Linked DNA regions of Mus musculus: regions 1, 2, 3 and 5 are each linked to region 4. Evidence: chromatin loops called from intact Hi-C (ENCODE). Cell type or tissue: left cerebral cortex. All regions are shown on one strand.

Region 1 (5,000 bases), 180 kb after region 4:
CATGAAAGAATTAGATGGACAAACAAGACCCAGGAAATAACTATCTGTATCTATCACAACAAATAAGCAGGTTCCCAAAATAAATATGGGATTTAAAAAAGGAATACCAGCAATTCAGCAAAACACACCATCATCCAACAAATTTAAAAGAAGCATTAATTCTTTAGTAACCTTAAATATAAATGACCTCAACTAATGACAAACATGAAGCAGATTAGATAACAAAACACATCTATATGTTGTCTCCAAGAAACACATTTAGCTTGCAAAGATATCAAATAGACTCATTATATAAAAGAGAAAAAACAAATTACCAAAGAAATGGGAGCCATAGATCAGCAGACATGGCTATGTCTGGTATAGAATATTCCAAACCAAAACTAAGAAGTGGTAAACATGAATGAATAAATACTAATATATGTTAATTATGTTAATTAACAAAGAGATCAATTTCTCAAGAAGATAAAACATTTGTAAATTTTTCCATCAAAGATGGGATTCCTCAGTTTCATACTGGAAACACTAAATATCATAAACTGCCTTATACAACAAAAGACGGGACTTCATCCTTAGATAAGTTTTTCAAACTAAAATAAACCAAGACAGTTCAAAATACACCATTAGTCAATGTGGCTTAAGCTACACTGAATGTCCTAACCAACCTAGGAAATACAAACCAAGCTTCAGAAAATAAAAACAAATAAATTTTCTTGTGTGCCATCAGATCATAATATAATAAAAGTGAAAATTAGAAAAGAAAATTTACAGAAACTTAAAAGGAAATACTTACAGGGTAAACAATACATTTTTGGATGAATAGTGGGTTATGCAAGACATCAGAGAATTTAAAACTTCCTTGAGTCAAATGAGAACGCAATCTATCAAAACCTACGAGATACAGCCAGGGTAGTACTAAGAGGAAATATTTTAGCTATTACTATTCATATTGAACAAATCTGAGGTATCTCAAATGAACAACCTAATGATGATATGTCAAACTCTCAAAAGAGAAAGAAAGAAAGAAAGAAAGAAAGAAAGAAAGAAAGAAAGAAAGAAAGCCAACAACAATAACAAAAACAAAAAGAAACAAGAATCCACTATAAATTATAATGTGAAAGCCATAATAAAATCATGATTTTGAGGAAGAGGAAGAGAAGTCTTTTAAGACTTTTTATTTTAAGAAAACAAAACACATGTGTTTTAAGATGATCTGTTTTAGATTTTTCTGTTATTAGAACTATTGAGAAGTTATAGAATTGAACCTATGTTTCTTTTGAGTGATTTTAGGTCGAAAGAGATAGCTATATTAATATTTCACATGTGTATTATTTTACAATACTTCTAAAATATGTTTGCATGTACCATTATTATTCTTACCAGTATTTTACATAATGTGAATGTTTAGTGTTACTAATTGAACTTTTTGTATCGTGTTAACAACAACCAACTACACTAAGTATTTCACACACACACACACACCCCACACACATCACATAGGGCTTTCTAATCTCCTTTATTTTTTTGTAATACTATTTTTGGCTTCTGCTAATTTGTTCAATTTCCTATTCCTTTGAAACTCTCTGGAATTCATGGGAAACAAAACAGTTGGATAAATATCCAAGTGTCATTTAACCTTATGAGGTTCACATCCTGAGTGATTTGATTACTTCAGCTATTCCACAGACTCACAATGCAAATAATGGCGACTATTAAACAGTCTCAGGAAGATTCATTTTTTTTTCTAGACAAGTGCCATTAGTTACATGAAGATCGCAAATATTATAATACCCTTTAAGAGGTTTAAAATGTTAGCAACTGGCAATGTACACACATGTGTTCACTTGAGCATTTGAGCAGATTTACAAGCTCCAGTGTTTTGATATTGCAATAACTTCTCTGTCTTTCTTTTCTATAACTATTGATATTTAATTCAGTTACAAGAAAAAAGGGGGGAAAGTAGAAATTTTCACATGAAAATTTGCCTTTCAACAAAGTACTTTTTCACTGAGAATGATTCAGTGGCTAGTTTTGAAAGAGTCTTTAAAACTATGAAAATACAATTATGAAAATGAGTTTATACTCTCTGATAAATAATACATTATAGGTTAATAGTTATATAACCATGCTTATATGACTATTACATTCTATGCTTAGGAACCATAAAATGGAACATATTATCCACCCAAGTTTGCAAACTAGACCAAACTGTCTAATTTAATTTAGACAGAACAGGACAAAAGGAAGAAAAAAAGGAAAATGAAATATGTAGGCAGATGGGTAGGTAAGGAAGAATAATGGGAAGGAAGGAAGGAAGGAAGGAAGGAAGGAAGGAAGGAAGGAAGGAAGGAAGGAAGGAAAGAAAGAAGGAAAGAACTAGGGCTTTGCAAAGATGCAGAAATGTTTAGTATACATAAACTAGAGTAAGAAATCAAACAACTAGGATCTTTGCTAAACCTGAGAATTGAAAAACATTAGCATCTTCCTTGGCACAACATGGTTTTCAAATCTATATGACATCGCTTGGCTCCATTTTTAGTCAGCATAATTTTGGCTTCTATTCTTGTGTGGATAACAGCCAAATTCAACTGTCTTCTATGTCCAATCCTAGCATCTTTGTTCAGTTCTTCGACTGAGATTCTGTTTTAAATAGCCTGAAACATTACTATAAAGAAAGATTTTCCTGTGCAATTTGAGGTACCTTTGTGAAATCATATAGTTATCATCTGAAGCTTTGTTTCCAGTTCAGTAGTTTGGAGAGTGTAGCTTTCTTTCTATCACTTGCTTCAAGATTTCCATGCCTGCTTTCACCAGAGATTGCTTTGATTAATATAATTCTCTTTATGCTATGATTTCTTTTGCTAGTCACTGCCCTTTTTGATGAGTGAAAAATGCAGGTGTGAGGTTTCTCAGAAAGGCTAGGCTTAAGATCAATGAATGCTTTCTCATCTTTACCACAGCAAACTGCCTGTAAAGCTGATGTTTTATTTTCTGGACCTAATTGCCAACAGATCCATCATGCAACCTTCTAAAATCTGAAGGTGGTTTGAGAGGCAAAATTTGCATCACACAAGTGAATCCAAGAAATGATGGGCAGAGGGCAGAAGAGCCAATCCATTTTTTAAAGTATCTTGTTCTGTGACTCTAGCTTTGCACCTGATACAGACCCATGGTGGTACTGTCACCAAAAGACACTCATGACCCTGGGATTCTGTCTAATCAGTGACTCCTTTGACTGTCCCACTCAACAGAGTTAGTCAATTTTCAGCAGAGTTAACCTGCATATTACCTAATGGTTGCCAGTCACTATCCTGTGCTATTCTATCAAAGGATCAGTTAATTCACTCATTAACTAGTCTTCTCTGTAGACTTTTTGGTTTGGATTTTGGTTTATGAAAATGGGTCTCACTGTGGATTCCTGGATGGGCTGGTACTGACTGCAAAGAGCAGGCTGGTCTGGAAATCACAGAGATCCAACTGCTTCTCCCTCTACAATGTTGATACTAAAACAGTGCACCACCAGCCACTATACCTGACCTTCTAAAAACATTTTTAGTATTTTATGCATGAGTGAATAGATCTCAGTTGAAGAAATATCACTTCCTAGCTAAATATAAGTAAAGAGATTTAAAGTTTAATTACTTTGTTCTGATATATTCCAAAGATTGTTTTCGAAAGTTATTGAATCATCTAGTTATACCGATCATATGCATACAAAACAAACAAGCAAACAAACAAAGCTACTATTTGGAGTATTCTCACAGTTTCCCCATAATAGGCCTGCAGAAAATCCAGTATTGATTGATACCTGGGATACTTGAAATCCATTAGGAGGTAAAGACATTGAATCCTTTATATATTATTCATTCATGGTATATAAAAATGCTTTATCTTTTCTACTTATAAATTATATTTTATGGCCAACGGTTTAACTTTGGCTATTTTCACTCCACGAAGAAAATTGAATAGATATAAACTATAAACCATAGCAATGAGTTATAATTGAACTGTAATTGGATCTGACTACTGATGTTTAAAAATAAAAAAGACATGCAAATTGGTATGCCTAGTTAAATCAAATAATCATAAAGAAAATAACCAGATCGATTTCTAGCAGTATTTTGTGATTACTTGTCATAATGCTAACTCATCTTCATGCTGTCGCTATTACTAAATCACAAAGTATATTTACATTTTGGAATATGTTATAAGTAAGTGTAAGACTCTGACGTGGTAACAAGAACTAAGATAAATTGCTATTTCTATACCTGTGTGCTTTCTGCAAAGTGCAGGCTTCAGCTTTCCATTTAGGGTTCAGCTATGGAGCGATAAGGTTGATATGGAAATAATTTTGTCACTCTTACACATGAACCTCTATCCCATTTATACATGTGTCCAGTCACATGCTGGAAAATGCTTTGGCAGACCTAACTTATATAGTCTTTGTGTGAAACAGATGATACACAGATATAAGATGTAAGGTTAGAGCATTGCAGAGGAAATGCCCAGTTTTTGTACAACTTAAAATCCATGTCATATTCCATGGCCAGAGACAAACTAAACAATAGAACAAAGCAGGAGAGTATGTGCAAAGATGATGGACACAAGCCCATAAAAACAACTGCTGTGACCTTATTGATTCCCGTATGTGAAACTTTCGCAAAACCATAAAAATCATTTTAAATGCATCAGTTTGCAAATGATCATCAACAGGTAAATGGTTCTACTTAGTTATGACACAGCATATGATCCTAGAACAGAATGGCCCCTATGTTATCTCTTTCCTCATAAGTGAAGAATGGCTGTAATTGACACACCTGTTCTTGGAAACCAGCCTGAATGAACTCCCCAAACTGTACGATGAAACAGACAAACAAACAAACAAAAAAGAAACTTCTTTTTGATATTGCTACATGTAGTCAAGCTACTTTATACTGACAACAATATTAATATTACTGTTCTCAATGATATGCAAACCAAGGACATTCTAAAAGCAAGCATTT
Region 2 (5,000 bases), 210 kb after region 4:
GTTGTTTCTTTGTTTGTTTGTTTTTTGTTTTTTGAGACAGGGTTTCTCTGTATAGCCCTGGCTGTCCTGGAACTCACTATGTAGACCAGGCTGGCCTGGAACTTAGAAATCCACCTGCCTCTGCCTCCCGAGTGCTGCGATTAAAGGCATGTGCCACCACGCCCGGCAGGATACCATATTTTATTACACTTGGTTGGTAATTAATTTTAAAGAATTAAAAATGATTTACTTGGAGGAAATGACATTTTTTGTTATTTGAGTTCTTAGTATATTTTTCATTAATTCAAGTTATATACTAATTCAAAATATATGTTTGGAAATATCATCATTTGTCCTTTCTCTCCAACTTGTAAACATGAGATCTTTCTTAGAGTTCAAGTCTAGAATCCAGTATTAAAGGGTAGCAGTCCCATCCTTTCTATTCTTGCCAAGCTTATAGAATGTTCTCTCCATTCCCCCCTACCTTACCTACATCTCCTGTTGTTATCCACTTAACCTGAGTCCAGTCCTGCCATGATCTTAGTCCATTCTTGCTCCAAGCTTTCAACTTTCTGTGACTTTTCATTGGATTTCTTGAGGCAGAAAATTTGTATTGCTCAACCCTATCTGAATTGTGTAGATTTCCCTCTACATCTTGACCCCTTTCTTTATGAAAGCAAGAACCTTCTTCCTCTGCTGTCACAATGAAACCCAAACAAGGGTTAAATCCTGACCCTGCTTAGAGTTGAAAACTTTTCTCACTCTGAGAGAGCCTTGAAGGTACAAGAAAAAAAATCTGATAGACCATCTCTTTCCCCAGTCATGTGCAGGGATAGATTGAAGCTAAACATGGCTCAGATCAATGGAAAGTTCAGACTACTGAAAGCTACTCTTAGACTCTGAGAAACTGGGGAACTTGCTGTTAGGTGGAAAATCTATGTATTTAAAAAGACTATTGTTGAGAAAAAATATAATGATACTCAAGCACTCTGCTGTAACCTTCAGTTAGGGTAAGGTTATGAAAGTACTTCAATTGTGATGAGTTACTTCCTGTAGCAGTGGAAATTTATGAGCAGAAACGTGGCTTAGCCTGCCTTATTTTTTTATAGAAATATAGATGTGGTGCTTAAATACTTGTATATTTGTATACAAATTGTGTCACTGTATTCTTGTTTAGTTGCCTATATTTCAGAATCTAGTTAAATATGGATATTGATTTGAAATCAAAATTTTATTTACAACATTTAAAGTGACCTACAACTCAACTGCTAAGATTTCCCAAAATGTTCTTCCACATATTGTTATAAAAATAAAAATATGTCCAAGTTGTCATGGTTCACATGTACACAGTAATGCTTAATACTGAAATCTGTGACTAGAAATAGTATCTTAAACTACTGGATGTTTAATCCTCTGTCCTTTTTCGTTTGATTTTTTTAGATAAATTTTATACCTGATATAATGAGGTTGTAATATAATTGTTCATAAAATATTTACCTTTCCAGGAAAGTACCTAACTCTTTTTAAAAAATATCATCTGAAACAGTGTTAAACTATGCATTCTTTTTCTTGAAAGAGAAAAGAAAAGAAAATACCCAATTTCCAAAGTATTGGCTGCTGCCCCTAGGAAAGGGTCTGTAGCAGCAGGGTTTCTGAGTCCTTTGCTGCAATCTAAAATACAGCAGATTGGGCCCAGATTCCCACTTAAATGTCTTGGGTTAGAAAACTCGGGAGGTGAATCTTCCGTGAGGACACAGTATCCTAAACTCTGCTGCTTCACTGGCAGGAGATGGAGCCTGGCAGCGGAACGGGAGCCTGGGAGAAAATGGGTTTGAAAAATGTCTTGAACACGGCCGGGCATATATTATGAACAAAGATTAAGTACCACATACTTGCAATCTTCTCTTTCCAAAGAATGTGATATGAAACTTCTGATCTTAAAATAAAAGAAAAAAAAGTCTGCTTTAAATTTTTGTTTTTTAAAATTTTTTTCACTCCTTAACCGATACACGTTCAAATAATGCTGCCGCTCTGCTCGCAACACAGCCTGCTCATTTTCTGAGCTGGCAAACTGTAGCCTTGGCTCAGGGCTCCCTATCTTTGACCAGCCCCCACAGAGCCCAGAATCTTGCAAAATAATCTCTGACTAACTAATTACCAAGGAAATACCATTTTGAGTTTTTGTACCAATCAGGCAACAATCTGGTAGTGACTCTTCAGGCTTTGACATATAGAAACACTTAGCTGTGATTGCCTATGATGTCATGCGGGTGAGTGCGGCTGGGTTGTGCTCATCAGCCTGTTTACTTCAGGAGCTGATAAAGAAGAAAATCACTTCACTCTGTGATGATGAGTTTCCCTGTTTGACCTTTCCCAGCACCTGCAGGGAACGGATCATGCAGTGATCACACATGCCCCTTCACATGTGTACTGTCCCCCTAACACAGGCAGACCACGGCGTGTGAACCAAGTATTTAAAGACAAATGTAGCTACTGAGAAGTGTATATTTAAACCATAACACCTGTTTATTTTTCTAGCCTAAGATATCCGTGATTTTACAGCAATGGAGTTGCTTCAGCTTTTTCCAACTGAACTTAACCTTTCTGGATTTATTCTTAACACTGAGGCAACGATCTAAATTTTAGAAAAATTAGATCCAAATAACTGATGGCATTGTTTACCTTATCCTGGGGGAAAGAACCTAACGAAAAGCAAGAAGGGCTATTTTTATTAGGAGATTTATTTTTGTAATAAATCCATCAAATAGATTTATCTTACAGAGCACATCTACTGAAAAATTTCTCTTATTAAGTGTAGAAAACCTGCACCTCATCAAATCACTTCTGCCAGTTTCCCATACATACAGTAAATGATTTCAAAATTAACTGACTAGAACTCTTTGTTAAAATTTGTCATTTATCTATTAAAATTCTGTAACTTTTGTCAGACAATGTACTTAGCTCTGTAATAAGAGTCCCTGAAGATATGTGTGTGATTTGTCAAAAGAGAGACAAAAAGTGTAGAAAACTCTAAAATGTCAGTAATCAGGAGATTTAACAGACTTCAGTAAATTTACATAGAATGAATAGAAATCTTTGATATTAATAAACTTAGCTGGGGGATGGGGGGACAAAGAATGGTAATTTGAATATAATTTCCACTGTCACTTATTCCAAAATTAAAAATTATTATGGATAAATGTGCAAAAGATTTTTAATAACGTAAATGTAACTGTTGATCACTACCTCAGAACTTAAAACTGTGACTTGTTTTCTTAAGGAGACCAGTTAAGATTATGATTCTTTTGTATTTCTGTTCACATAAGGACTAATGTAAACTTAGTTATAGAGTACACGAGTGTCAGACAAAAGTGTGTTTCCCCCTTTTAGTGGCCTCTAGCAGAACAGGGGTGGGTTATCCCATAGACAGATGAACACTTCCTGACATCAGAGGCTGATCAATAACTAGATCATGTATAATTGCAACAACCTCAACAAAACAGAGTCCTAGAGTAATATGGATATGCAGTTTACTTTTACAAAAGGCAGGTGCCATAAGATTAATCCAACTGGAGAATCTTCTGGAGAAGATAAGTTAACTACGTTGTAAAGGTCAGATTGATGGACATATTAAGCAACACTATGAACATCAATAGGCAAGATTGGGCCAATTGTGAAGGAAGGGGCCAATAGTTTGGCTTTGCTGAATCAAACAAAACAAAACAAAACAAACAGACAAACAAAAACAAACAAACAAAAAAAACATGTTGTGTTTGTTTCCTAAAATTTGCATAGTAAATGTCACCATGTATTTTCTGTAGGCTACAAGTTTAAGGTCACAGAGAAGTTTTTTGTTGTTTGCTGAGGCCTCTTTCAAAGACTTTCTGATGGCTAACTCCTCATGGTGCCCTCATGTAGGCTCTGCCTGTGCACAAACGTCCAAGTATTTCTAACTTTCCTTATGTAAGGACATTAGTCTGATTACATCCAAGCTCCCTTCGATGGAATTACTTTAACTTGATCACAGTCAGAGTTCCTAGACAGAGAGTTAACATACAAGTTGAGAGGAAAGCAGTTCAGCCGAAGCATTGTATTAGTGATCAGAGGTGAGATTCCTGGCTTTTACAGTGCAGGGTCAAGAACACTCTACCTATACATGCCAGGGAAAGGGAGACACACTCCAAATTACTATGACCTTTACATGACTGGATCTTTTTCTTCCACTACTTGGAGGAGAGTACTGTAGATATTAAAAAGAGACGGAAGCTGTCTTTACATCTTTGTAGCTTTTATTGGAAGACCGCTTCTCTCTAACTACCAAGTCTCTGATTTTCCACATCTTTCTTTTCCTGTTGTCTTCTTCTCAAGATGCTTTGCCTTTTTGTTCCTAAGCAGACTGTGAAGCTACAATAGTGCTATGGAGGGCTCTAGAAGATGGCCTTTGCATTGCACCAATATCACATGAGAAAAACACATTAGTTAATTAACAGGGTATGTTACTATTTTCCTAGAAACTGAATGTTTGATTGAGAGTATTTCAGAACAGAAAAAAGAAAAGAATAAATAGTATCTACATGACATTTTAGCATTCAAAACTTTAATAGTATCAATGCCTTTATAAGCCGTATATAGGACTCAAATTGCCCAATATGAAGGCTTGCAATTATAAGACTGATTTGTTGTTTGGAAAATCGTGAATAGGTGGATGTTAGAGATAACAACAAAAGCTGCATATAATTTACTTAATGGTCCCACATGAACTCTGTCTTATAGAAAATAGTGTCTCCATTTTGAAGATAAAGAAAATGAGACACAGAGAAGTTAATTGACTATGCAAGATATGAAATGTTAGAGCTAATAACTATAGCCGGTCTGGCTCCAGACTCTCAGAGTGTACCCAGTATTTCCTACATCTGTAAGAAGACTTCCGTTCCAGTGACCAGGATTTATGACAAACAGCCAGTGTGAATTTATAAAAAGGTCTGCCCTACCATTAACAAGGAAGAGATGCTTTGTTGTTG
Region 3 (5,000 bases), 350 kb before region 4:
AGCGATCAGACAAGGAATTCATCAAGGTGTGCTCAAGCCAGTGGTGAAAGCCTCCTATTCACAGGGATACCTCTCCTGAGGAAAGGAGACTGGTCCTATTAGTTTGTCTTATCCCGTTCTCCTATTTTGGGCTGTGATGTAAAGCAAGACTCTTGTCTAGGACTCATTGGCCAAATTCCAAGTTGTTCCTTCTTTGTTTTCTCCCCTCCAATATACTCCTCTCTCAAGATGCTGTTTCAAAGCCATCTTCCTTACCTTTCCTCCCTTCTTGGCATTCTGTGATGGAAAGAGTTCCTGGGCCATCTCTTAGCTGCTCTCTTTTCACACTCTCTTTCCATAAGCCCAATTTGTTTTCCCACTTTATACTAAAGAACTCCAAGGAGGGAAGCTAATAAAAACCCATTAAAGCCGAAGTTGAGTAACTGCAGTCATTAGCTTCTCTGAAGTTTTTTCCTCCTTCTGTGTATTATCACTGTGGAAGGCTAGGCTGATGTTTAGCAAAGAGCACCTGTCAAAACAAAAGAAGAGTTTCACACCTCACAATTTTAAGCCCCAGGTAAGAAACTCAGCCTGGTGGATCGGTAAAGAGGAAGACAAGAAATCTGAAACTCCTAGACTTGGAACAGAGTTAAATGAGTTTCCTCTGGGTACCAACTGGCTTTTGTTTAACACGATTAAATCCTCTTTGTTTTATTACAGACATCAATGGGAAAACAAACAGTGTGATCCAGATAAAGGCCTTGAGCAGCACTCTTGTTTCTGTCTCTCTTTCTTTTTCTCAGAGAGCTATCACCACCTTTCAGTGGACAGGCTTAAAGGAACTAAACCGGCCCACAGAAAATTGATGAGCCAAGCAGGGCAGGTGGACAGGAAAGCTTTGGGCCGAAGGGTAAGGGGATAGAAAAAGTGTGAAGCACTTATGTCCGTGACCAGATCAAGTGATAAGAGGACTGGCTTCCTTTGCTCTCCAATTAATTTTCTTCTTTTCAAAACAGTCTTAGCTTTCACGAAGCCCATGAGGATGCTAAGACATAGTCCCAGTGAAGTACAACAACCAAAGAAGCCTTGTTGCAGAGGTTGCAGCTGGACGTTGGATGTGTACTACAGACAGGAGCCCTTGAGTGTAGAGGTAGGGGATGCTTCAGAGAGTCACTAAATAGTGAATATTGACCAATAAAGAGGCAGTGGTTGTCGGAATTTTGTCAAGACTACAACTGAATCAGATCTAATATGATTTTCGAAGCAGTTGTTTCTGTATTAAATTAGTTACAACCCTAACTCCTTTTAAAAACAAAACATGGTCATTGTCAGTGTAATAGCCGCACTGAACTGACAGAAGCTGGGGTCTTCTGTATTCACATTTTAATTACCTCTCATCATTAGGAGTTTATTATTACCATCTCTTATCTTGTGATCTTAATTGGCTGCCTTCACAGGGGACACCAAGAAGCCAAAGCAGAAGCACTGGCAGCCTCCCAAAGAGGTGGCCAGATCAGTGGCACCTTACATTGATAGTGTCTGAAGTCAAGTATCATCAGGCTTCTTATGTTAGACTCGACTTGACATGGTTGCTTCTTCCAATGCTTGAATGTGGGCATGAGGCTGATTCAGTGGCTTCAAAATTACCCTGAGAGGCAGGGGCTTTTCATCCTTTTCATTATGGTTTTAGAAAGAGATATGACCTGTTATTATTCATTATGGCTCTTTTGGATTCTGGGGTGCGGTGGGGGCCGTTATTTTCCAAATCTGTATTCATTGACATTTGCAAATCTCCAGCATTGGTTGTAGTTATTTTGATACTTGCAACTCAAAAGTGTGAGTTGTAGAGTTCCTTTAAATTAAGTTTATATTAGCTACATTGAGCCTAAATAAACAATGGTAACCCAGTTTCCAAGATACTTGCTGTAATGTTGGAAATAATGACAATTTTTTGAGGCAAGAAAAAAAAAGATAGAGAAAGCTTAAGATGTAAACCTTCTACCTTGTCTATGGGAAAGAAAAAGACAGACAGGATTCCTTTATCTCTTTTTGCAAAAGGAAAATAAGTGAGTTTCAAATTTTAAACACTGGGGTTCACTTCCTAGAATTTCAGGTGAAACATACCACCCTACTCAGGTATTTACACATCAACTTCTGGGTCTGTCTTAAGGCATTCATAGAAAAAGCTAAGTCACACATAATCTAGAATTGAGTGATCATCAAAATTGAAAAAGAAAGACAATTTTTAAAAGATTACAGATATAAATGGTTTAGTTTAAGATTTTAATGATTAGTCTTCATATTTTCATTTCATGGCTAAAAGTACTATATTATCTGAATTTTTAATATACTCCTGACATTCCTTTAAAGATATTACAACCATCCATGGTGATCTTTCAACCTAAGGGAGGCCATCTACAATATTAAAGAGTGAACCATGTAAATGATTAGACTCTTAGGAGTAAAATGTTTTATCCGATTAATTGAACTAATATACACATTGAAGTCTTCAGGCTGAGCTGTCAGCCTGCTTTGTTTTCTTCCAAGAGTTTTATCAGAACACTAATATGCATGCTTTCTTTCTGACATGCTCTACAGCAATGCTGGAGAACAGGTCACTATATAAACAGGGCTTTGTATTCCACTTTTGTTTTGTTATAAATTTAAGTATAGGTAAATGTTATGAAAACAAACAACACAAGTGATAAGCCTACTCCACCTATGGAATTCCTGAACCAGAATGTAATGTCAATATCACTTCCTGTGATCATGAATATTCAAGTATAATTTCTAATCTGTAGGGAGGGTTTCAGATTTTAGAATGTATCTCATCAAACGTAATAACTGATCATATCCCTTCTACAAAACAGCTGAATTCTCAGTGAAAAGAAGCTTGACAAAATGGTGAACAATCCAGAGCACTGATTTACTATGAGACAGATAAATACAATCCAAGCTGTACAAGGACATGAAGACCTCATTTAAAAAAAAAAAAAATCTTGCCTTCTGTCTACTACCAGTTACAGCCTCTTGGAGGCCCCGCTTCTGTTGCTGGACCAGGCATTTTTTAGCCTCTGGAAGAGGAATGGTTCTCTTCTTATCCTCATTTGTGCTTACCTGATGGCTTTTCTCAGTAAAGACACGAAAATTTGCTCTATTTCTAAACTGTTTCACTGTACTGAAACAGGACTATGAAAATACAGCTGTTTTCCATATACTGGTAACAAAAAATGCAATGAAATATTATTTTAAGGAAGAGTTATCAAAACCGGGGTGCCAATCACTCTGAGGAGCAGAGTAAAAATTATTTGCACTTCAATATTTATATTTATTACAAGAAAAAAGTTTCTTTTTGTAGAAAGAAGGTGCAGAAAAGGGCACAGTATTAGCTAAATATTGTACCTTAGAACATCAGTCATTTCCCTCTCAATAGTACGGAAAGGGTCTAATTTATAAGTTTTTCCATCTCCCTGTTATGCTGGCTTGTAAGTTCTGACACTGCTACTGGTATGTTAATGAGAAGCTAGCGTTCCATTAAGAGAAAACCATATGCTCTGCTGCCTACTGTGAAAGAGAAAGCATGTAATGTGGCTGTTGCCTTAGCAACACATTAATTCATTTTGTCAGTGTTGGCACAGATCATTTCATTTATAAGAAAACAAGTATAATAGTTTACCACATCTATAATATTTACAGTGTTTCTGTTACAAAACAGTGACAAAATGAGTTTAAAAAATAGAGTTGGTATAATATCATTAAAATATGGAATTTGTGGTAAAAATTTCCCTGTAAAAATGGAAAAAAAAATGAAGATTGGTGTAAAATTTCTTTTCACAATCCTACTTAAAACATTTTAACACCAAACTGTTTGCTTTTTAGCATATTTGTATTATACTAATAATGTGCGTCTGCTGCAAAAAAAAAATTAGCCCATGAAAAACACAAGTGCATTAACAGTTTCTAATGAATGTTAAACAAAATATTTCATACAACAGTTTTGTTAAATTACAACCATTATAAACCTAATCGTATGCTAGCGTGTTACTCATAACAAGGCTAAACATTTATCCAGTTTTATCTGTTCTCCCAGATGTTTATTAGTATTCTAGCGCTCCTAAAATATTTAAATTAAACCACCCTATTTTCTCATGTGAATGCATTTTGGGTTTTATTCATAAAAGATGTAGTCACATGTATATCTAAATAAATATAGTACACTGTATATGCTTTATGCACAAGTGATACTTAATGTGAATTGAGATAATCCGAAGGCATGATAAAGGAGGGAAGTGATTAGAGGGAAGATAAGTCCTGTTTATTCCAGCCTGCACCTGCAGCCGAGTATCAGTTCTACCCATCCTCGGGTTATTGCACACCTGTAAACACACATTCTTAACAGCCAACACTCTGCATCTGGGATGCTCACCTACCTTTTCTTAACCAATAAAAGGGAACCATGAAGAAGATAGCGAGCAACTATCATTTGCTAGTTTATGTAGTGATTTGAGTTTTATGTCATTTGAAAGGGAGCATTTAAGCATTTACATGAGTTATACAAATTGGTACAAACCAGTATAGGGCTGGCCATCTAAGTAATGAATGGCCAATTATACTTGCAACACTATAAAACACCTTCCTAAAATATCAGTGTTTCGTGGGTTCATGCAAAGCTTCATAAACCAAATATGGGTGTTTTGATTTCTACGCCCTATTATTGCATCAAAGCTCTAAGTTTGGATGGGATTCTTTCTAATTAGAACCCAAGACCCAAGAGTACTTTAAAGAGTCTCCTATACAGACCTGCAATGTGATCTCTCCAAAAAAACTCTTAAGAAAATAAAATTTATGATTAGCTTTGATGAAAATGACATATTATCTCTGCTTTGATAGGAATAAAATACTTTGAATGGCTACATCACTAGAAGAGAAAATATAACCAAACATCAATGTGATTTTATGTGATGCGAAATTAAATTTCTCTGAAATGTAATCATATCACATTGACTCACCCAATAAAAGTA
Region 4 (5,000 bases):
ATCAGTTGTTGAAATCACCTGGATATAAAGTATTACCTTCCAAGTCCTAAATCTCAAATAGATACCTCAAAGCTAGGGATTTGCAAGAACTACAGCAAGTTAAATGTGCAGTTAGTGCCATTGATGTATTTATGTGTACATATCTACTTATAATATGTACATATGTCTTGTATTGGTGACTAGAAATATGTATTTATATGTTTAGAGTTAGAATACATATATTTCTTTGAGAAATAACAAAATATTCTATAAGTGAAACATTATTATTATCCCACTGCAGAACTACAGTGAGCAAACATTTTTGAAAAGAGGGCAAGATGTTAATACATGCAGAACTGCTGTTAGTAGCGATTTTCTCCACAATGCTAAACTGATGGGGACTCGTGGAAGAGCCATTAAACAGATGCGTTGCTTTTCAATACATCCTTCAAGTATTTTTGCTCCGTCATCCACATTTTTAGTAAATGATGCTAAATGTTTTCAAAATATTACTATTTAGCTTTTTTTACTTGAATTTTGTAAGTGGACTCATATTTAGCCGCAGATGGCTTTAGATACCAGAATTGAAATAAAGTTATTTATGTTTCAACTATAATTCCATACCTCTAGTTTGGGGATGGTATATATTAAACAAAAAAATTTTCAATTTCTTTACATTTTTCTTTCTGAATAAGCTTACAATTAAGTTTTTTTCCCTAAATTATGGTTTTATCATATTTCAGATATACATTCATAGTTCATTCATCACGTTTAGTTATAAAATGTGACCCTAATCTTTTAAGTATTTTAAAATAGGTGAAATTGACAGTTATATTTTTAAAATATTTGATTAGAAATTAATTTTCACAATTTTATATTAATTCATATTAAACAAATGAAGGTAGATATATGCTATTTGATGAAACATGAATAGTCTGTAATGATGCTTAACAGCTCAAAAGGACCCAGTCTCCATTGCAGTCACTGGACAGGGTGGGTATATATTGTTTTAATGGATGGGAAAAATAAAAGTTTAGATTTTTTTTTACCAGTTATTAGAGATTTATGAATTAATTAGGGGAATTTGCCAACCTAATTTTATTTAAACATAATTTACATTTTATTTAAATTTTGTTCATAAATGTATTCAAAACATTTTATTCATCAACAGTAATGGTGAAACAAAATTAAAAAGAGAGTTTGGAAATAGCTTTTTTTTTTTTTTTTTTTTTTAGTATAGGTCAAAATATTCTGGCAACAGGAACTAGTGTTGTTCAGAATCACCGTGCTCTGCAGGGAAGTAAACAGAGTGTCTTACAGGAATAGAATTTTCTGGCTAGAGCATATGGGGGCAGGGTGATAAAGCAGGAGCTACAAGAATAAAAAACAATTTTTTTTTAGACATCCTCAAAACAAAACTTCAGCTTTTAAAATCATTTGTACAATGACAACTATGGTGTTAGGGGTGTGCTCATAATATAGAAAATGGAATTAGTGGTTTCCAGGGTGAGGTCTGAGCCCTTTGGAGTCACTGTCATCTGTCTCAGGCAAAGGCAGCCTTCTTAAAAGGAGATAATGCCCCAGAAGGTCAAGGTTAGTGGAGAAAAAACCGTGGAGCGCCTCAGCTTGCTAAGCTCTAATAGACATGCATCTATTACTGGTCGACTTTCCCTGACACACAGAGCGACACCAGTCCAATCTTCACTGACACCGTGATACAGAGAAAAAATTCACTCAAATAAAATTTTCTGTTTTTTTATGCAAAGAGAAAACATATTTTCAAGAGTTAAAACTCCAGAAAACCTCAGGTCTTTAATGCATAAACTGGAGACAATTTTGTCAGAAGTCAAATGAGACAGAGCTCTTGCTGATGGCATGTAGCTTGTCTAATCTGTATGGCATATTTTTGGATTTTGATCATAGTAAACAAGGAATAATTCATCCTAACAGTGAAAAATTAAATACAGTTATGGATTCAGAGGCAATCTGTAACTATTTTGGGGTCTATTAAATTTTCTTATTATTTTTTTCATCTTTTTCTGCCTGTTTTGTTGAACATTTCCATATTGAAATTAATATAGAACTTAATTAAATTGATATGAGCTTTCTATTCTTTTTCTGGGTCCATAATAACTCAAGGACAAATTACCTTCTGCAAACAAATCGTATTTACTTATTTTCCTGGAAGATGTTTAAATATTACCATTTGCTTGATTAACTGTCTACCTTAAATTTAGAGATTCATATTATTAAAAACAGTGCATTGTTTCAAAGCCAATACAAATCACGTCACTTTCTATCTAATCACTGCCTTTACTGCCATTAGCACAATGGTTAAATGGGGAGAGCTCCTCATGTTCTCAGAGATGCTCACTGTAGACAGGAAAAAAAAAAAAGCCCCAACTTGATACTGTGCTGGTATGCTGTAGCCGAGCTATTTTTAATATTTCCTTGTAACTGATTTGTAAGTGGATTGTGCTTAGGCGGTGTCAGAACTTTCCTGTCAGCTACTTTAACAGCAAAGAGATAGCTTGATGAATTATTCATTGAAGGCAATTTTCTCCTAGTCACTGAGTCATCAATCATAGTTGCCTAAAGAGCCTTGAATTGGCCAGCGGAGCTCTATTCACAGGTAGTGTGATTTAGGGAATAGGAGCCACATTCATTCTGACAAGTCAGGTAGCAGTAAGTAACTGAAGGTGTCTCCTTTACAGACTGCTAATGAGTCACCAAAATCGCATACTATTTCCAATTCCCTTTTTTGTTTTTTCCCCCTTTTTCAAAATATCACTCAGAATTGTAGCCATAGGGTGGTTTTGCCAAACAAAGGTGCAGTTGGATGAAAAACCAGTGTAAATATTTGCACATTTTTTCTGGCAGAAATCCTACTCTGAAAAGAACCTCTTCAAAAGGGAAAAGTGATTTGATACATGATTGCACGCATTTACCCATGTAATTGAAATAATGAGAGATGATTGCTTTGAGCTAATAGTCATAAGTTACTGGTCTTTTTGTTTAATCCAACCATCAGCTGTCAAGAGCCTCGCAGGAGCACGGGGAAGATGCACCAAGGATATCATTTACATCACCTCAGACTGTAATTTTGTTGTTTTTTTCAGAGCTGATACAAGCGTCAGATTCTATACAAATCTCCCTGGAGCATAAGCGCTCTGGTGTTGTTTTGATAGGAGCAGAGAGGAGAGGAGCACGTATACGCCTGCTCCTAGTAGCTTAAATGCTCTCAAGATCACAAATAAAATAAAAGCACATTTTGGGCAGAGTTCTTACAATTGTTAAAAACTAATTTCGCAGCATAGTCAAGGTATGTCTTTATCCTGAAAAACTCACATTTGAGCACAATTTTCAAATACATACATCTTCTATCATCACACCTATTGTTCTGCATGACAGATACCTTTGTGGTGTATTCTACATCATGCATTAATTCCCTAAGCGCTATCTATTGTATTAATACCAGCTGCCTATGACTGTTCAACCAGCACAGAAAACAGGAAAAAACAATGGTGCAGTGATGAGTCATAATTTTCATAGTCTTGCTTAATAAGGAGGTGTGAAAAATGTTTTCTAAATATTGTAGCTCTGCTGTTGTCTATATGTGATTATAATGTTTATGCAAGCAACACAAAACAATGTGTACACAATCAACATCTGGCTACAGAGATTTCACTATGGAAAGACTTGGGGAAGATTTATTGAATGTTCCTCACAAAGTAATTAAGTTTAAATTAAGTTTTAATACATTAGAAGCAGATTCCTACTGAAGAGATGCTCAAGCAGAGGAGTTAATTTCTGACATATTGGAATTCAGCAGATCATTCAACATGTCCTGGTCACTGTTGTTCTGCGGCTCCATTGAATTTTCCACTGGCTGTGTGGATGAAATTTTAAGTCCCTAACAGGACTGCGCTGGCAGTTGATGAAAGGAAAGAAGCTGCCACCTTGATGCACTATGCAAATCTTGAGGTAGTATCCTGAGTCCATGGACTCAGTCATTTTGAAGTATTTGAGTTGGGAAGTGAAGGACCTCATCAGCTTTTCATACAAAGAGGTGCTGTACTTACCCGAAGACCTAAGGAGGCTATTGAGAATGGGAGGATCCAGCTGGTAGGAACAATCAGGTTTTCCTGGTAAAGGCTGAACTGGAAGACCAACAGGATTCCTGTCAGTCTCAAGATGTGGTACTAGAATAATGTCCGGAGTGATGGCTACAGCTGACTCAGATGAGTAGCAGGTACTGATTTAAGCTGAACACAGTAGTCCAGAGCTGTGAAATGTTTGGAGGAAATAAACCTGAAAACTGATTCTAAAACAAAACTAAACCTCAACTGTAGACCCTATTCTGATTGGTTGCTGCAATATTAAGTTTCAACTTATTTGGGAACAGTAAGGTTTCATGTTTAGTGGAGAAGAAAGGAGGAACTCAGTGAAGAAGAGCATTGCCTCACTGCTAAGGAGACTTTAATGATAAAGCAATGTCTCTAAAATTTAGGGGAAAAGATAGTACACATTTTTGAGGTGCTACGGTGCTATGGACTACACATTCTTGAGTTTTATTCTACAAAATGTATAGATGCAGATTTTCCCATGACAACTATTTTCACAGGAGAACTAGGTTTCACTTATTCCTCAGTCCCTAGTGTTAAGTTGTTGACTGATGTGCTTAGGTAAGTTCAAGAAAAGCTCTTGAAATATGAAAATTCTCTTATCGAAAAAACTAACCTTAAACCATTGTATTTAAGTTAAATTCATCGCAGACAAAAAGACCAAGCTTGAACTCTGAACCCTTGGCTTCTCTGCTATAACTTTTATTATGGTATCTAAGTCTCTCCACCTTGACTTATTCATTCGTTATAATAAGTCAATGAGGCCAACCTCCTCAATGAGTCCAACAAGGCAAGAGTATAAGCATGCTCTTGACATCCAGCCAAGTGCCAGTACTGTGTCAATGGCATCTATACCACTGATCTCACTCTCACTGACACTACTGTGTGCTGATGAAG
Region 5 (5,000 bases), 460 kb after region 4:
TTTAATTAAAGATTAATATCATGAGCTCTGAAATTATAGTCTAGAGAGCAATGTGCATCAATTTTTTCCAGAGGGATCATATACTTAATGGTGATAAATTACCATGTATTAATAAGAAAACTTAGGTTTCTACCAATGGGAACTCAAACCCCTGCCAACTATCAGATTCATGTAGTCTATAGATTTTGAATAAAGTAATGTGTGTTTACAAACAACAGTTGTTAACTTACTGGAACTGTAAAAATCTTAAAAATATCTACTGAAATTTTGAATCTTGGTTAATTATTTCAATTAAGACATTTATAGTTATAATATTCAGACTTTGCCCATTACCTCTTGTCCTAATATTTCTTCAATTTAAGTTTTTGATTTCCACAAAGAACAGAATAATCTAAAAATATGCAACCCACTAAACCAATATGAGTTTCAAACAAAAGAATTTTTAGGTATTATCTACAATGCATTCTTTTTCTTTGATGCTCATTGCTTTGTTATTGTGGTATAACAAAGGCATTTTCTACTCTGTATTGAATGAGCTCTTCATTTTGAACTTTTCACATAAAAAATGTTGATCTGCAACACGAGAAAGTGATGAGCTGACAAGGAAATGCTGAACTGATGGTTGCTCTTCACATTCTGAAGCTACTGAACACCTTTTGCACTTTCTTCTTCTAAACAAGTTTGTCTATTGATATTTTCAATAGAATAATCAAAGCAAGAGGCCTTCAGTTTTATACATGCATGTACGTTTGCACATACTCGTGCACACATGCACACAAAACACACAAACACAACACAATACACACAATACATATACAACACACCAACACATACCCAACATACACAACAAATAGACACACACACAACACATACACAACACATACACAACACACACATGACACTCGACACATGCACACAAGTGAAAAGAGTGATACAGAGTAGACCTCTTCAATCAGTAATGTTAAGTCCCTAATTTTCTAGGAATCCTCAAAATAAATCTCAAAATCTTGACATAAAACTTGGTTCACATATGGTGTCCATGAATGTGTTTTCTTATACCACATCTTCCAGGTTTTTTTTTTTTTTAAGGAGGAAAGCTGTTTACTTGTTAAAGGTCTTTTTATAAGCTTTGATGACTCAAAAACACCTTCATTTTAACACATGGAATTTGGCAACGAGCATAACCATGCTACCATTTGAAAGACTTTGATATTTTGAAAAGAAGAAGATTAAAAACATCAACGATTGAGAATAAGTTGGCTCCGATGTCTAGAACAAAAATTTCCCAAGTATGAATTTTAATGTGAAGACTTACTAGTGAAACGTATCTGCCAGAATAACATAACCTATCAAAGCCCTAGTTATTGCAAATAAATAACAGCCAGTAGTGCCACAGACTTTACCCTGGTGTCACAAGATAAAATATGGGACCAAATTGTGGCAAAGAAGAGATGGCAGGTTGCTACATAAATGTTCATATAAAATGAAAAAGAGTGGAGATATCATATCTTCTCATTACATTTTTCATTTTACATTTTACATTTATATTACATAATTATATTTAACATTGGGTTTTTTTGTTATTTTTTCCAATTTCTTTCATTTACACTCAGTTTGCCACAGAGCAGTTCACACTGGTTTAAAACAGGGCACTACCTCTGATCTTGACTTAGGACACACATACTTTTCTACATAACCTAAAGCCTGGCCTCACAGAAACCTAAACAGATTTCCACAACTCAGAGTTCCTTACCTACAACCACAACAGCACACAGCTCTTTGTAATCCCAAGGTTATCTCTTGACAATGATTTGAAAACATATGCTATCTTTGTATCCAGCCTGCGTTCATATTGTGCATTCCCAATATATTTTAATTAATTATGTATGAACTGCATTTTCTTTTTACACCTGGCTGATTCTCTGTTTATTCTTGTATTTTAATATAAGAAAATAGTCATGCATTTCAGTTCTTTAGAACATGTTCATTAGATACAATGACTAATACAGATATGCTCTATAAACAATCTCATTTTGGCCAGAGACAAATTTTTAATTGATATTCTACAAAGAAAATGTCAATAATCTTAAAATTCCATAAAAAGAGAAAAGGGAAAAACAGTCTGACTTGTGATCAGAGGGAGTATTTTGCCATGACATGATTCTTTTCATGGTAAAAATATCACAGTTAAAGATACACCACACCACAATGTTTTATTTCTTCAAACATCCAAGTGACTTTAATTTCCCCAGTGAAGCACTGGCTTAAAAGGAATGTAAGTTTCGTCCAAACACTCGCGTTCTTGGGTGAGGCAGTTCTTGCTTCTCTGGGTGATTTTGCCTTGTTCTGAAATTGTCTTCACCTGACGCAGAGCGCATTAACTGCTAGATAGGCATCACACTGTCTGTCTCCATGCTGTAGCATACAGCCGTGAATTTGCTACGATCTGTTTAATCAGCAGTGCATTGATTTTCCCGCAGCTTTCCTTCATTTTAGCCCCATAGCAGGCTTCTGTAATTTCCTTTGGACAAAGTGTAACCAAACTGTGCTAAGTGATGTTGATTTGCAGGCAAAAGTAAAGGGGTAAATATAAATTAACAAGCTATAAACATTTTACAAGTGGGGAGTCAATAAAAACAGTGTCTGCAGTTTCTTAAAAAAAAAATGATTTGAAGCAGATTGTTAACAAAGGTGTCCAAAGAAACTGACATGAGTCTGAGAATAATTTTTGCGCTTTGTGATTAAGAATTGATCAGTCTAAAAGCCTCAGATGCTACTGAATCACCCATAAGCTGCTGGCCTGAAAAGGCTCAGCGGGGGCTGGTATTTGTTTGTTAAACTCCCATGATTCCAAGTAGATAATTGGTCTGTGAAGTTCATGGCAGAATCTGAATTTGCTTTCTTGCTTCCCAGCTGGCTGAGCACTGGTTTATAGACTTGTGTGTACAAATTTAGCCAGCAGCAAACCTCACATCTTTAATATAAAAGGTGTTTTGTTGTGTTTTTCAGGTGCTGAGTGAAAAGCCCACACTGCAGAAGCTCATTAAAAGGGCCAAGTTACAGTACAGGTTTATTTCTGTCACAGCGTTTCTGAAAACAGTGACAAGGATTAATATGTTTCTTTAGTACTGGAAAAAGCCTGACGCAATCCCTTGTGAATTTGATCATCTGTTTCATTGCCTGTAGAAGATTCAGCTTCCTATTATATCTGAAAGTTACAGCTGTAAACTACTACTGGTAAGGATTCATAAGCTACTGCAGAACCCTGGGGCAGAGCTAATTGTTTTATTAAACATTTGCTAATTTACTTATTATTTATTTCATATCTCACCCTTATAGTCATTTACTACTCTTCCTCAAAGTCAAGAGTGTCTTAGTTCCTTGGTTGCACAGAGCAAATAGAGACACAGTGGTTTAAATTTCAGTGAGTTTCAGTAAAAGTTCTATGGACCAGTGTGTTGGAGAAATATCCAGTTTACATATTTTATTTAAGAAAAGGTAACATTTTACGGACATCAAAATGTAATTTTCTTATTAAAAATATTAATGACATGAATATATACTTTCTGTTCTGACGAGTTGTGTAACACTGGACATATTAATTTAATTGGTGGATGCTATATGTCTAACAAGACTTGCCATGTGACATATGCAAACTTTAGAAAAGTGTAAAATATACCACAAAATGTTTGTTTTACAACAAATTAAATCTATTTGATATTTTTTAAAACTAAAAGTTTTAGTAATGTGCAATTATCTATAATAAAACAAATATGCTTAGGAACTGAGAACTTTTTAGCCTCCTCCTCCATCTCTTATGCTCATTGAGGAATGTCTATTCCTTCCCCTTTTCTTCTATTTTGAAGACAAATGCAGAATTCTAATATTCAACACAAAAACGCATATTTAACATAGTTTCAAATGCTATAAATTCAGAACATGCAAATGTAAAGGTTTAAATGTACAGCCCCCTGTGTCAAAATCCCTCCTCACACTTTCACCCACACTTTATTAGTAGTGTCACTGATGTCAAATTGAGTGGAATGAAGAAGCTTACAGAAGTTGTGTTTCTAGTTTCCTATATCCACAGACATTTATCCCATATTTGATTCTAAATAGAGAATAGAGCTACCTTGTTGTCCTCAAAAACTAAAAATGAAATCAAAACAGCAGTGAAAGACCAGCCAAGAAAAACACACTCTATCCCTCGTGTGCTACCTCTTTCTGTTTCTACCAACAAAATCTTTTGCTTTGTGTTTTCCATCAACAGTGTCCATAATAGCAATAACAAAATAATTGTTAATATGATCATGTATTTCAACATGTCCGACTGACATCATGTGGTACTGTGTGTCAGGCACAGCTACACAAGGAGACCATGCATCATGTTACAATGGCAGCCACTGCTTTGTACTGAAGGGCCACATAATCTGCAAGCAAATTTGTTCTCAGAGTAGAATGTGTCTCCAGCGTTAATAATTAGAATGAACACACCACGGATGGTTCAGTGGATACAGCTGCATCATTCCCTGATGAGTTTCATCCCTTGAGTTGTGCTATTATATTTCACGTCCATACCTAATGGCAGCATAGTTATTTCTATCTATAGTATTTCTTTCAATGTTTTTGTAAGATTTCCCTTACGACCATGACTCAGTGAAAAACATTTTGGCCACATGGTAGGCAGTATTTCCTTCAGTTGTGAACACTGATGGTTGCATCATTATTGCATATAACATGTTTCTTATGACCTAAAGCCTATAATAATGACTTCCATGCATAGCGCTATGGATAATTTGTACATAGATATCATTTTAAATGAATTCAAAACATATGATTTGATGTTGTATCTTTAAATTTAATTCTTTGAGTACACAAACATACATTCTTAAAAGACTTGTTCTTTTTACTGAATTGTGTAGGTGTTTTGCCTATGTGTATACATGTGTACAATGTGCATGCCTGATACCTACAAAGGTCATAGAAAGGTAATGGATCTC

What was found. A loop is a pair of places that touch in the nucleus more often than their neighbours do. Peaks named below come from ENCODE experiments on the same cell type or tissue, not always from the same donor. Only the 100,000 strongest peaks of a DNase experiment are listed, where the experiment ranks them.
Region 1: it touches region 4 in a loop (5-fold over the local background); 2 of 42 quality-filtered maps call a loop at or near these places.
Region 2: a loop joins it to region 4, with 5 times the contacts of the local background. A loop is called at or near these places in 5 of 42 quality-filtered maps.
Region 3: a loop joins it to region 4, with 2.9 times the contacts of the local background. A loop is called at or near these places in 6 of 42 quality-filtered maps.
Region 5: a loop joins it to region 4, with 4 times the contacts of the local background. A loop is called at or near these places in 5 of 42 quality-filtered maps.

Annotation. Positions count from the first base shown.
Region 1 is chr12:49,762,272-49,767,271 of GRCm38, reverse strand. No RefSeq gene overlaps it. Among named protein-coding and RNA genes, the nearest start is that of Gm25015, 190 kb to the right of the region's middle. In left cerebral cortex, no CTCF peak of the experiment used is centred here; a DNase peak (open chromatin) is centred at 2,556; H3K27ac peaks cover 213 bases.
Region 2 is chr12:49,737,305-49,742,304 of GRCm38, reverse strand. No RefSeq gene overlaps it. Among named protein-coding and RNA genes, the nearest start is that of Gm25015, 160 kb to the right of the region's middle. In left cerebral cortex, no CTCF peak of the experiment used is centred here; DNase peaks (open chromatin) are centred at 811, 1,796 and 2,126; H3K4me3 peaks cover 932 bases; H3K27ac peaks cover 1,282 bases.
Region 3 is chr12:50,294,294-50,299,293 of GRCm38, reverse strand. No RefSeq gene overlaps it. Among named protein-coding and RNA genes, the nearest start is that of Gm34523, 75 kb to the right of the region's middle. In left cerebral cortex, a CTCF peak has its summit at 3,010; a DNase peak (open chromatin) is centred at 3,528.
Region 4 is chr12:49,943,538-49,948,537 of GRCm38, reverse strand. No RefSeq gene overlaps it. Among named protein-coding and RNA genes, the nearest start is that of Gm40418, 170 kb to the left of the region's middle. In left cerebral cortex, no CTCF peak of the experiment used is centred here; DNase peaks (open chromatin) are centred at 1,537, 2,502 and 3,051; H3K27ac peaks cover 395 bases.
Region 5 is chr12:49,478,767-49,483,766 of GRCm38, reverse strand. 1810007C17Rik (RIKEN cDNA 1810007C17 gene) reads left to right here and starts at 2,905. Exons shown (of 3, transcript NR_045472.1): 1 at 2,905-3,237. In left cerebral cortex, no CTCF peak of the experiment used is centred here; DNase peaks (open chromatin) are centred at 1,187, 2,416 and 2,939; H3K4me3 peaks cover 350 bases; H3K27ac peaks cover 1,638 bases.